Linked DNA regions of Homo sapiens: all the other regions are linked to region 2. A link is a contact called in ENCODE Hi-C or POLR2A ChIA-PET data. All regions are on one chromosome and are shown on one strand. Each heading gives the region's core, a stretch centred on a gene start or an enhancer-like site at or near the end of the contact. The rest is flanking DNA. Distances are from core to core; before and after follow the strand shown. Region 1 overlaps CCND2-AS1 (CCND2 antisense RNA 1). Region 2 overlaps PARP11-AS1 (PARP11 antisense RNA 1). Region 3 has its middle 13 kb from the start of TIGAR.

The links. A loop is a pair of places that touch in the nucleus more often than their neighbours do. ChIA-PET counts read pairs that join two places held with the same protein, here RNA polymerase II (POLR2A). Pooled maps may share reads with other maps.
Region 1: a loop to region 2 is called in a pooled map, with 6 times the contacts of the local background. The contact joins two enhancer-like sites. A Hi-C loop is called at or near these places in 4 of 168 maps with a recorded cell type or tissue (B cell, CD4-positive, alpha-beta memory T cell and CD8-positive, alpha-beta T cell) and 7 of 50 pooled maps. POLR2A ChIA-PET finds 5 or more read pairs at or near these places in 15 of 52 experiments (CD4-positive, alpha-beta T cell, CD4-positive, alpha-beta memory T cell, Caco-2 and 10 more).
Region 3: a loop to region 2 is called in a pooled map, with 6 times the contacts of the local background. The contact joins two enhancer-like sites. A Hi-C loop is called at or near these places in 1 of 168 maps with a recorded cell type or tissue (GM13976) and 4 of 50 pooled maps. POLR2A ChIA-PET finds 5 or more read pairs at or near these places in 7 of 52 experiments (A549, CD4-positive, alpha-beta memory T cell, GM12878 and 3 more).

Annotation. Positions count from the first base shown.
Region 1 is chr12:4,250,338-4,254,040 of GRCh38, reverse strand. The region is part of intron 1 of CCND2-AS1 (CCND2 antisense RNA 1); the gene reads left to right. Among named protein-coding and RNA genes, the nearest start is that of CCND2, 22 kb to the left of the region's middle. Within about 2 kb of position 1,262, at least 2 of the 41 ENCODE cell types and tissues checked have a DNase peak (open chromatin) inside an H3K27ac peak, as active enhancers do.
Region 2 is chr12:3,883,959-3,887,472 of GRCh38, reverse strand. The region is part of intron 1 of PARP11-AS1 (PARP11 antisense RNA 1); the gene reads right to left. Among named protein-coding and RNA genes, the nearest start is that of PARP11, 12 kb to the right of the region's middle. Within about 2 kb of position 1,770, at least 6 of the 41 ENCODE cell types and tissues checked have a DNase peak (open chromatin) inside an H3K27ac peak, as active enhancers do.
Region 3 is chr12:4,306,752-4,310,124 of GRCh38, reverse strand. No RefSeq gene overlaps it. Among named protein-coding and RNA genes, the nearest start is that of TIGAR, 13 kb to the left of the region's middle. Within about 2 kb of position 2,109, at least 9 of the 41 ENCODE cell types and tissues checked have a DNase peak (open chromatin) inside an H3K27ac peak, as active enhancers do.

The DNA of each region.
Region 1 (3,703 bases), core at 13-2,512, 370 kb before region 2:
ATACATCTACTTCATTCATTTTAAGTGCAGAATGCTTTTCAATAGCAAGGATATGCCAGAATTTTACGACTTCCCATAATTAATGGCATTTGGGGGCCCTCCTTCACCAGTTGTTTGCTTGTATACATAATGTGCCATCAGCATCGTCGCACTTGCTTCTTTATGCATTCAAGTGCCAGTGGAAGGAGAAAGAGCTTGAAGTCCTGATTCTATCAATTAAGTGGTCCAAGAAAGAGAATGAGCATCTTGAGGTCTCCATCTTCAACAGCCTTACAGTCTGGAGGGAAGCAGACACACACACAGCTTTTACTTAGGGAGACGGGGGTCAATTGAAGGTTAAGGGAGTGCAAAAAGAGGGAGACTGAGGGGTTCAGTCGAGGGGATGACTGAGAAGGCTGCCTGGAGGAGGTGTGCTTGAGTCCTGGGTTCAAGGGTTAAAAGGCTCTGATACTTGGTCTGCTAATCTTTCTTATCGTATCGTTGCCTGGCAGTATGCCTGTTATTTGAGTGGACTCTTCTTGGACCATTTGCTTGGATGAACAGTGGGCAGAAGTGGAAAGGAAGGGTGCTCTGGACAAAGGTGACAAAGCCCAGGAACAAAAGTCGGAAGGTGCACAGTGTGCCCAGAGGGCCAGGAATTGGGTGGAGTGACTGGCTCCTTGGTCGCTTGCAAGTAGCATGAGAATAGAGAGGGCTGGGAGATGCATTAAAAAGCACCAGGACAAATTTAGGTTTGCACAGAAAAGGACGTTTCGTCAGGGTACGTGAGGAAAGTTGAGTAGAGAATTTAGGAATGGAGCAGACGACTCTGGTTGGGATGATGAGAGCGGAGAGACAGATCCATGTTCTTTCCAGGTGCCCCAGCAGCTCCAGGTCTCGCTGAACCTGTTACTATGGCAGCGTCTATGCTTCACTTTTGAGGATTGCTTCTGCTTTGAAATAGCCGTGTGGAAGAAAAACTACAAAGTTTTGAGGGGGAAAAAACCCACCTAACTTTAGCTGCCGTTGTGTCTTCATCTGTAAAAATCTTCTTCATGTCTCATGGATTTCAACATGCAGTTTATCTTGGTTTGTTCCATAAAACATCAGATGCAACTTTAATGGCCTAACCCCAAAAAGATAACTTGGCAGCCATCAAGCATTCAGCAGCGTTCCAAATGCCCTCTTGCTGGAGCCAGCCTTCTACGGGGCCATGTGGATGTCAGGCACACACAATTTGAGTCACGCTGACATAGCTGGGATGCCTGGATTGCACTGGAATCTGGGGGGTACCAATCACAGGCCAGAGAGAAGCCATTGGCTGGAAGGAACAATGCCAGCGTGTTCACCGTCTCTGCAGAAGGAGGGGGTGTTGATGGTGAGGGGAATGACAGTTGCAGCCAAAGGAGCAAAATGACCCCAAAGCAGGGTGGGCACATGTCATTGATGCTGGGCAGAAGCACTCCAGGGGCTCAGGTCATGACCACACCCCTTTTCTCCTGCCCCACAACCAGAAAAACTAAGAAGGTACAAGATTTTCCCTAAAACTTAATGTACAGAATGCCCTGCTGTCTTCAGGTTTTTGGGAAATCCAGGGTTGACAACAACAGCCCAAATATATGAAGCACTTACCTCTACCAGGCACTGTCTGTATCTTACAAATAATTCGTTTAATTCTCACAACTCCTTAATGAGGTAAGTTTTACAATTTCCATTTTATGATGAGGGAAACTGAGGCTTAGAAAGATTAAGAAACTTGCCCAAATCCTGCAGCCAGAAATGGGCAGAATCAAGACATGAACCACAGTCTCTCAAAAGCCAAAGCCTGGGCACTCACTACTACCCTCAACAGCCCGGTGGCTGGTTCATGCCATCTCTGCCACCCTCACACAGCCACCTCTTGGATGGTAGAACCCTGTGTGTTGAACAAGTAGAGTAACATTCTAAAAGGATTCTTTTTCCTCCCCTGTTTTCCTGGGGGCTGAGTAGACATGTTTAAACATGCTGTTCATCTGACACTTGTTTACTTCAGTGGCTATGATGTGCAAGACCCCAGACCAGGAACAGTAAGAGGGCATGAGGATAACCCAGCGTGGAGACCACTCTGGAGGAGGCTGCAGACTGGAGGCGCTGTTGTAGCCAGCTGCATTTTGGAGGCTGGGTTGCCTGTCTTAGATCTCTAATGAGTTTGGTCATTATTTTTTCAGCCAGGGTTTTCTTCCTCCCTCCCTGTCTTCCTTCCCTTTCTCCTTCCTTCCTTCATTCCTTCCTTCCTTTCTTCCTTCCTTCTTTCCTCCCTCCCTCCCTCCCTCCCTCCCTTCCTTTCTCTCTTTCCTTCTATCTTTTATTTTCTCTCTTTCTCTGTCTCTCTCTTTCTCTCTTTCTTCCTCCCTCCCTCCCTTTCTCTCCTTCTTTCTTTCTCCCTCCCTCCTCTCCTCCCTCTCTTGGTCTCTCTCTCTCTCCCTTCCTTCCTTTGTTCTTTCAAGATTTTTCTTTCTTTCTTTCTTTCTTTTAAAGGTGTAAGCCTTTTTCTGGTTCACTACATGCCAAGGACTGCGCTAAATCATTCACATAAAACCACCAGCGTGCATCACCTCATTTGGTCCTCCCACAGTCTAACGGGTAGGTACTGTCATTACCCTCATTTTAAGAAAATGAAGAAACTGAAGCTCAGAGAGGTGAATTGATGTCTCCACCGTCTGCCTGATTCAGTACCCTGCACCCTTAACCACTATAAAAGAACAACATGCCAATAGTTCCCTAATGCTGTAAAAGGCACTGTTTTAAACGCATCCTTTATATCAACTCACTCACTCCTCCAAACAGGCGCAATAGAAATTACTATTATCCTTGTTTAATACATTGGGAAACCAAAGCACAGAAAAGTCATGTAATTTTCCCCAGGTCACCCAGCTAGTAAGTGACAGAGCTGGGCTTCTGTTTCACCGAGGAAGACATTCCTCAGTTTTTGTTCTGTTTTGTTTTTCACTTGAAATCCCCCGCGATGGCCCAGAGTGGAATGCCAGGGTCCTGAGAATAAAGTCTCTGAGCTGAACTGGGAAGGGGTGCCAGTGGCAGCTGTGTCCCCTACAGCTCTGGAAGGTGGAGGCGGTGGAGACAGCAACTACACAGCAGCCACAAGCCTGGGTCCCTGCCAGGGGAGACCTCAAAGTCCCCTCGAGGGTTGGCTTCTCTGTGCTGGGCCGTGCACAAAGGCGAGTCATGGCTTCCAGGAGGCCAGCAGAACATGGTCCTCGGGAGAGGAGAAAGCCCGAGGGAAGGGCTGATGGGACCTCAGCCCTCAGCTCTGAGAAGGGCTGCTCTTTAGGAGAGGGGATGTAGGTAACAGCTCCACCAAGAGCCAGGCAAGCAAAAGTAGGTTTCTGTTTGAGCAGCAGCTGGGGAATTTCAGGGAGAGAGAGGAATCCGTTCCCAACAGTGCATAATGTTCAACCCTGGAAGAGGTGACCATCAAGGGGGCCTCTAGAAAGAGTAGACGGGCTGCCCTTAGGCTGGCCTCTTTATTATCTCTGCCCCTGACCTTTGGGAATCCTGTCCATCTTTGAGTCCCTGGCGCCAGTGACTCCACTCTGCGAATCCCTTCCTGACCAGCCATCCCCCACACCCGTAAGACTCCAAGTTCTTTTTGGGGGACAGAAACCCCAAGTGTGCTGAGGTCCAGGCTGCTCCACATTCATCCCTGGGTGGGCTGTGGCTCAAACCA
Region 2 (3,514 bases), core at 521-3,020:
GTCAACTGCCCAAGATGACATAGCTTATGAGGGAGGAACAAACTTTTGGATCCAGGTATGTCTGGCACCAGAGTCTGAATGAAATTACTCTAAGTAATTTTAACAGCCCACAGCTATGAACTGAAATCCTCATGGTATCACAGGGCGTAACGTCTGCATTTTAATTCTAAACGTCAACTGTTTATGTAAGGGCGGGTAGATTTTGCTACATCCACATTAGTGGCTTGGGAGTTTTAGTTGACCGGGGGCTTTAAAGGGAAAACGGTGTGACATAACTGTGCAGAAAATTAACCAAATTTCAGCTGCATTCATAGAAGCATACTACTTAAATCCAGGCAACTAACATAGGCCCACTGGCTGTGAGATCAGAACACACTTTAAGATAAATCAAAGAAAGATATCCAAGATAGAGCTAGAAAAGATGTCATATGAAAAATTACTGCAGAAACGGATGCTGTTTTTGACTGAGAAGGCCCAAATCATCACAAATTTGAGGAGCAGTCATATTACAAAAGAAGGTTATACTGCATTCCTCTAAAAGGAAGAATGGAGATATATGAGCACAAATTATAAAGAGCCATGCTTTGGCTTAATCTAAAGAAGACTATTCTAACCTTAGAACCGTCTAGAGATAGAATGGGCTGCTTCTCCTGAGTGGTCAGTTTGCTGTTACTACAAGATTCTAAACAGACTGGCCAACCACTTGTTCATGTGGAGGAGATTATTGTGGGGGTTAGGAGGAAGACAGATAATAAGTTCCTTTCCCAATAAATTCTCACTTTGGGAGGATGAGGCAGGTGGATCGCTTGAGCCCAGGAGATTGATACTAGCTTGGGTAACACAATGATACCCCATCTCTGCAAAAAATAAAAAATTAGCTGGGCATGGTGATGCACACCTATAGTCCCAGCTACTCGGGAGGCTAAGGCAGGAGGATCACTTGAACACAGACGTTGAGGCTGCAGTGAGCCATGCCACTGCACTCCAGCCTTGGTGATACAACCATACTCTGTCTCAAAAACAAAACAAAACAAAACAAAAGAACAACAACAAAAAAACAACACTAAAACTCAACTTAGGTGTTAGCTTAACAGAACTTGTTTGGTGGTTATAGTTCAAATTGTGAATTATTCCTCAATTGCTTCATCAAATAATCCTCAAATAAGTGCAAACAAGTTAAAACAATCTGCTCTATTATGAAGTAGAAGAGCTCATTTAATTTTAAATGAGGCTGGGCACGGTGCTTTACACCTGTAATCCCAGCACTATGGGAGGCCAGGAGTTTGAGACCGGCCTGGGTAACATAGTGAGACCTTGTCTCTAAGAAAAAAAAAAAAAAAAGATAATTTTATTAAGGCAACTGAATTCATATCAGAATTATTCAACTGGTAAAGACCCCATCCCATATCAGAGTAAGAATTTAAGACATCACTTTTGATGATAGTGTTCAACTAAGTCCCCTGACCACTTATCTCTGGTTTTGACCCTGCGTAGTTAAGGGATTTAGAGTTCTTTTTAAATACTTTATTCCTAAGGATACATTGTACTACTTTAATTCAGTCCTGACCATTTGGTTGATTTAGGGTAAAGCAGCTCAATTAGATTATTGCTACTCCAGAAAGCTGTTCTAAAATGTGCTCAACAAAAGCTGGTCTTGTCCAGAAACAAAATAATTCTCTGGCTTATTAGAACTTTTGTGCTCATGGATTGTTTTGCTTTGTGTTTTGTTTTGTTTCATTTGGTTTTGTTTTAATCAGAAACGTTCTTGCCTGTGTCCCAGCGCCATCTTGTGTTAGAAATGAGCATATTTTCCAATTAGGTGGAAAAAATCCATTTTGGGCGATCTGTGAGGGACCACTACTCCTTTCTGCACCCTAGAATATCTGGATTGGAAGAAACCCCAAAGGTCAAATGTCATCTAGGCAAGACTTCCCCAAGATGCCTGCCAGAGGTAGAGGTTTTTAGTCTAGTCCCCAGAATATGCGTAAATCCAGGAGGCTAGAGCTGGAAGAAATTCTCCTAGAACAAATGAAAATGAAATAGTTGGATGAGAGAGATCAGAAGCAGTTTTTCCTTTCTATTTCCTTTTAGTTTCACTTTCATAGATCTCCTGGTATGTTCAGAAAAGCAAAGACATGTGACTGGAGACCTACGGAAATGCTCTGCCGTAGCTTCGGGAGCAGGAAAGGATCTGAAATGATGACATAAGAAAACGCATAAATACCCTACAATGAAGGGTAGAAGTTAATTTTTTTCAGAGCAATGCTTTTCAATAAGTGGCTGCCAGGCAGATCTTGTTCAACCCTATGTCATAATAAGACTTGTCTTAAAATCATTCCATATTTAATGTATTGGGCTTTGAAGAGAAGGATATATTTCTCTTCCAATTTTAGGATTATTTAAGATTTGAGTTAATGTTAAGAACCTTCTATCGAATAAAAATACTCTAAGTGTGATGCGAGCATTATCCCAAATCCTGAATGTAGATGGAGGGTTTTGGATTTGTTCATAGCTAACATCCCTTTCCTGCTCTGAGAGTTTCTTACTCTGTGATTTGGGGCCACGCACAAGGTCAACAGCAAGTGCCTTTGTGTCAAGTTATCCTGGCCCAAAGGGCGCAGGGGTTGGCAGGGTAAGAGTCTCCTTGTCGTTTAGCTGCACAGTTGACTCAAAGCGAGTGATCTGCACCAGATTTCTAATCACTCATGATTCTCAGCTGCTTCTTGCCTCTTGTGTCCTTTGGATGGTTTGTAAATTCACTTCATAGTCTCCCTCAGTAGATGAAAAATTCCACAAAGACAGGGACTGTATCTTTTGCTTCCTACATCTCTGGGCATCTTGGTGCTGATGAATCTGAGCCCAGAATCTGATTTGTGTCAGTATGACACCAAATCATGGACTTTGAGAGATGGCAGCAACCTTGGAGATCACCTGGTTCAATCATCTCATTTTTTAGTTGGGAAACTGAGGCCCCAAAATGGGATGTTATGCACAATATCACATAATATAGCGGTACTGAGCTTGGATCAGTTCCTGAGTCTCCTGTTTTAGCCACTGACAGTGTATCTCAATCTCTCTGTCTCCACAACTGGCAGAGGACATACACTGTTCCCACTCCAGCTTAAAGCAGCTAACCACACACAAGAACCTACTTCAAACCCAGGAGGTGGAGGTTGCAGTGAGCCGAGATCACGCCATTGCACTCCAGCCTGGGTGACAGAGGGAGGCTCTGTCTCAAAAATTTTTAAAAAGCCCTATGTAAGTGAATATTGCCTTCTGCTTCATAATATACACATTTGCTTTAACATTAAAAATAATGTTAGAAGCTGGGAGCGGTGGCTCACGCCTCTAATCCCAGCACTTTGGGAGGCTGAGGCGGGTGGATCACGAGATCAGGAGATCGAAGCCATCCTGGCTAACACAGTGAAACCCCGTCTCTACTAAAAATACAAAAAAGTTAGCCAGGCATGGTGGCGGGTGCCTGTAGTCCCAGCTACTCGGGAGGCTGAGGCAG
Region 3 (3,373 bases), core at 860-3,359, 420 kb before region 2:
GACAAGGCCCTTTACTTTCTTCATTGACTTTGTCTTCATTAAAAAACTATCCCCTGATGATTTCACTAAGTGATGTCATCATCCAACCCCCCCCACCCCCTGCAACCTTCCTGCCCACACTGGGCTAAAAGTCTCACTCTTTCAGCTCAATGCTCAGTAAGCAAAATATGGATCAATAAAGTAGCCCAGTGTAGCAGAAGATGCATGATATTTGAATTCAGACACATCTGGGATCCAGTCCTAGCCTAACTCTTTGTGATAAGCCAAGTGAGCCGTGTGACCCTCCATTCACTTAGCTACAAAACAAGGTACCAAATTCACCAGAGTTATAAAAGGATTATAGGAGAGGCTTGTGGAAAGCTCTTTCAAAACTACAAAACCCCATTTCACAGATGAAAAAACTAAGTCACTGAGTTTACTGTGAGTTGCTGGGTGGCTAAGTAATGAGCCCAAGGTTACAAAGCGAGTGGGTGGCCGGGGGGGCATTCCAGAGCAGAGCATAGAGCACTTGTATTCTGGGCCAACCACCAAGTAGCAGTTGTCTTTTTATCTGTCTCTGTCTTTAGCCTTTGAGATCAAGGAGAGCAGAGATCTCATCCCTGGAAAAGCAAGTACTGAGACACATTTGTTGAATGAGGGGTCCCATACGGAGCACCAGGCACGTACCCAGCCCTCATTTGTTGAATAAACGAGCAGTGCCCAGGAGCCCTGTGTGGGAAGGGGATGATGAAGAGTAGCGATTTTCAGTGAATGGGTTGACCGAAACATAGCCACAGAGATTTGCACTTTTTCAACAAATATAGAAATCTCACAGGTTTGTCTTCTCATGGAATCTCCATGGTGCCAGGAGCACTAAAAATGACTCTCCAGACAAACAAAAGCAGGAAAAGCTGTCTGGACACAGTGGCTCACACCTGTAACCCAGCACTTTGGGAGGCTGAGGTGGGAAGGATCTTTTGAGGCCCAAAGTTTGAGAGCAGCCAGGGCAACATAGTGAGACACTGTTTCTATAACACATTTTTTAAAACAATCTAGATGTAGTGGTGCATGCCTGTTGTCCCAGCTACTTGGGAGGCTGAGGTGGGAGGATCACTTGAGCCTGGGAAGTTGAGGCTGCAGTGAGTTGTGATCACGCCACTGCCCTCTAGCCTCAGAGACAAAGGAAGACCCTATCTCCAGAAACAAAAGAAAAGAAAACCAAAAAACAAAAAGCAGATCTTTACCACCCCACCTTATTTGGGCCTACCTGCAGACCTGGGCGTGGGGCTGAATGTTGGGATCTCAAAGGAATTTCAAAAATCTGGCCCAGCCCCGGGGTAATCTGATAACTAAAAACTCATAAAGACATAAAGAGATCTTAATGCTTACTGAGGCAGTACGGTCTTTCTTCGTCTGAGAAGGAGAGGTTATGGTCCACAAACTGAAAGAAGTATTCCAGGTCTGTTTGTGGTGGAGAGGGTTGGAGGAGGATGACTCCACTTGGGACTTACTGGGCCCTCCTTCCTGGCCAGGGAGGTAAAACAGACACAGGTTAGGCTGCAGAGCTGTAAGCCCTAAGCCGACTGGCAGGCGCCGTAAAAGAGAGCAGCGGGTTCAGTCGGTTGTGGGGTGGGCAGAGGGTAGAGAAAGGGGCCAGTCACACTCAGCTGCAGCCCTCGCGGCCTCGCGGGCCTGTGGTTGCCAGGACTTAAATCTCCCAAGAGTCGTTACAATCCTGACTTTTATGTGAAAGCTCTCATCTTGTATTGGCAAGTAAATCCAAGACAGTTTCAATCACTGTGGGAGTCAAGCTAATTATGTCTGCAGGCTGGATTTGGTCTGTAAGCTGCCAGTGTGCCATCTCTGGATTAGTCACTGAAGAGTCAGGGAAGGTGATGAACCAGCACCAGCCACCCCAGATGGAGTCACGATGTGGCGGTAGTGAGAGAAGCAGGTGAGGGAACTGCGCCAGGTGTGGACGGGAAAGGCCTGACGTTCCTTCCCCAGGCTGCCCTGGGGAGATGGCGGAGGCGGGGGTGCTGCTCCAGTGCTGTCTGCTGGAGGGAGGTGTTCCCTTCCGTGCAGGGCAGAGGCAACCTACACCCGGCTGGCTCTGGGTTTCCTTGTGAGTGATCCTGTCCGTGGCATTAGTACCACCTAGTGGACTTCGCAGGAAGAACTGCATGTTGAAACCATGCGGACAGTCATTTACCAGAGCGGCGGCGGTGAGCGCAGCAGAAGGGCCAGGGTCCTCCGAGCGAATCAGCATGAAAGAAACCATAATAATGAGTAAACTCAAAGCTTGAAGCATAAACTCAAAGCTTCAGGGGGACAATGAGACAGAGGCAGGGGCGCTGGTCTTGCTTTCTCAGGCCGCCCAGTTCTGTTTGACTGAGCCTGTGGTCCGAGCGGATGGAATCCGCCCCTCCAGCACGGGGAGGCCCCCAGAGCCCAAAGACAAGGAAAGCCACCAGTCATATTGAAGCGTCCAGCCTTCTTTCTTTAAGCCTCATGAGAAATTAGGTGGGTGGTAATCCCAAATCAATGTTTGTGGCTGTGCTTATCCTGTTTCACAAGCCTAACATCTGTGTTTATATTGTTTAAAATCTATTAAATTGTGTGGAATATTTTCCCTTCATTTAAAAAAAAATTACTTCCCATCCCTTTTATTTTTGGAAAAGGTCACACTCTGTTTCCGTTTCCAAACTATGCTGACCCACATGATCTTCCTAACAAAAGTGTTTTCCTAAAACTCACTTGCTTGAGGAAACCTGTTCCTCTGCAAGGGCCCCCTCCCACACCTTAGCATCGATTTCCCCCCAGACTCATTTGCATTTGCTGTTGTTTCTCTCTGCTATTTCATAGGCCTGTGTGTCCTGTTTTTTTCTGTGCTTTTCCTTAAAGGCTCAGTACAGGCCCCACATAACACATCGGCTGTGAGTACTAGGCTTACCTTGATACTCTGAATCTCCCTACTCTGTCCACAGCATTTTTGCTGTTGCTGTAATTGCCAGGAGAGCAGGGAAGTAATCTGGTGTAATATTCAGCTTTTGAGTACTTGCTTCGTGTCAGTATTTTGACAGTATTACTGCTAAGCCAACTGGGAAGGTGAATTTTGGGGATACCTCTGCATACTAAATAAAAGCTCCAAATCTTAGAAAGTCATTAGAGATACAAAAGCACTCCCTTGAACACGCACAAAAGATCGGGGATTTCCAGGTCTTCATTGCATTTTTAATGGCCACTTTCAGGAAAGGCACTTCCAAGTTTGAGATTTTCCAGTTATAAGATGATCTGGGTCTGAAAGAGCGTAGATGGGACAGTCAGATTTCTCACTGCTCGGCTGTGTGCTTCATCTGCTCTTCCCGCCCTTAAAACATCCATTGTTCAGAAT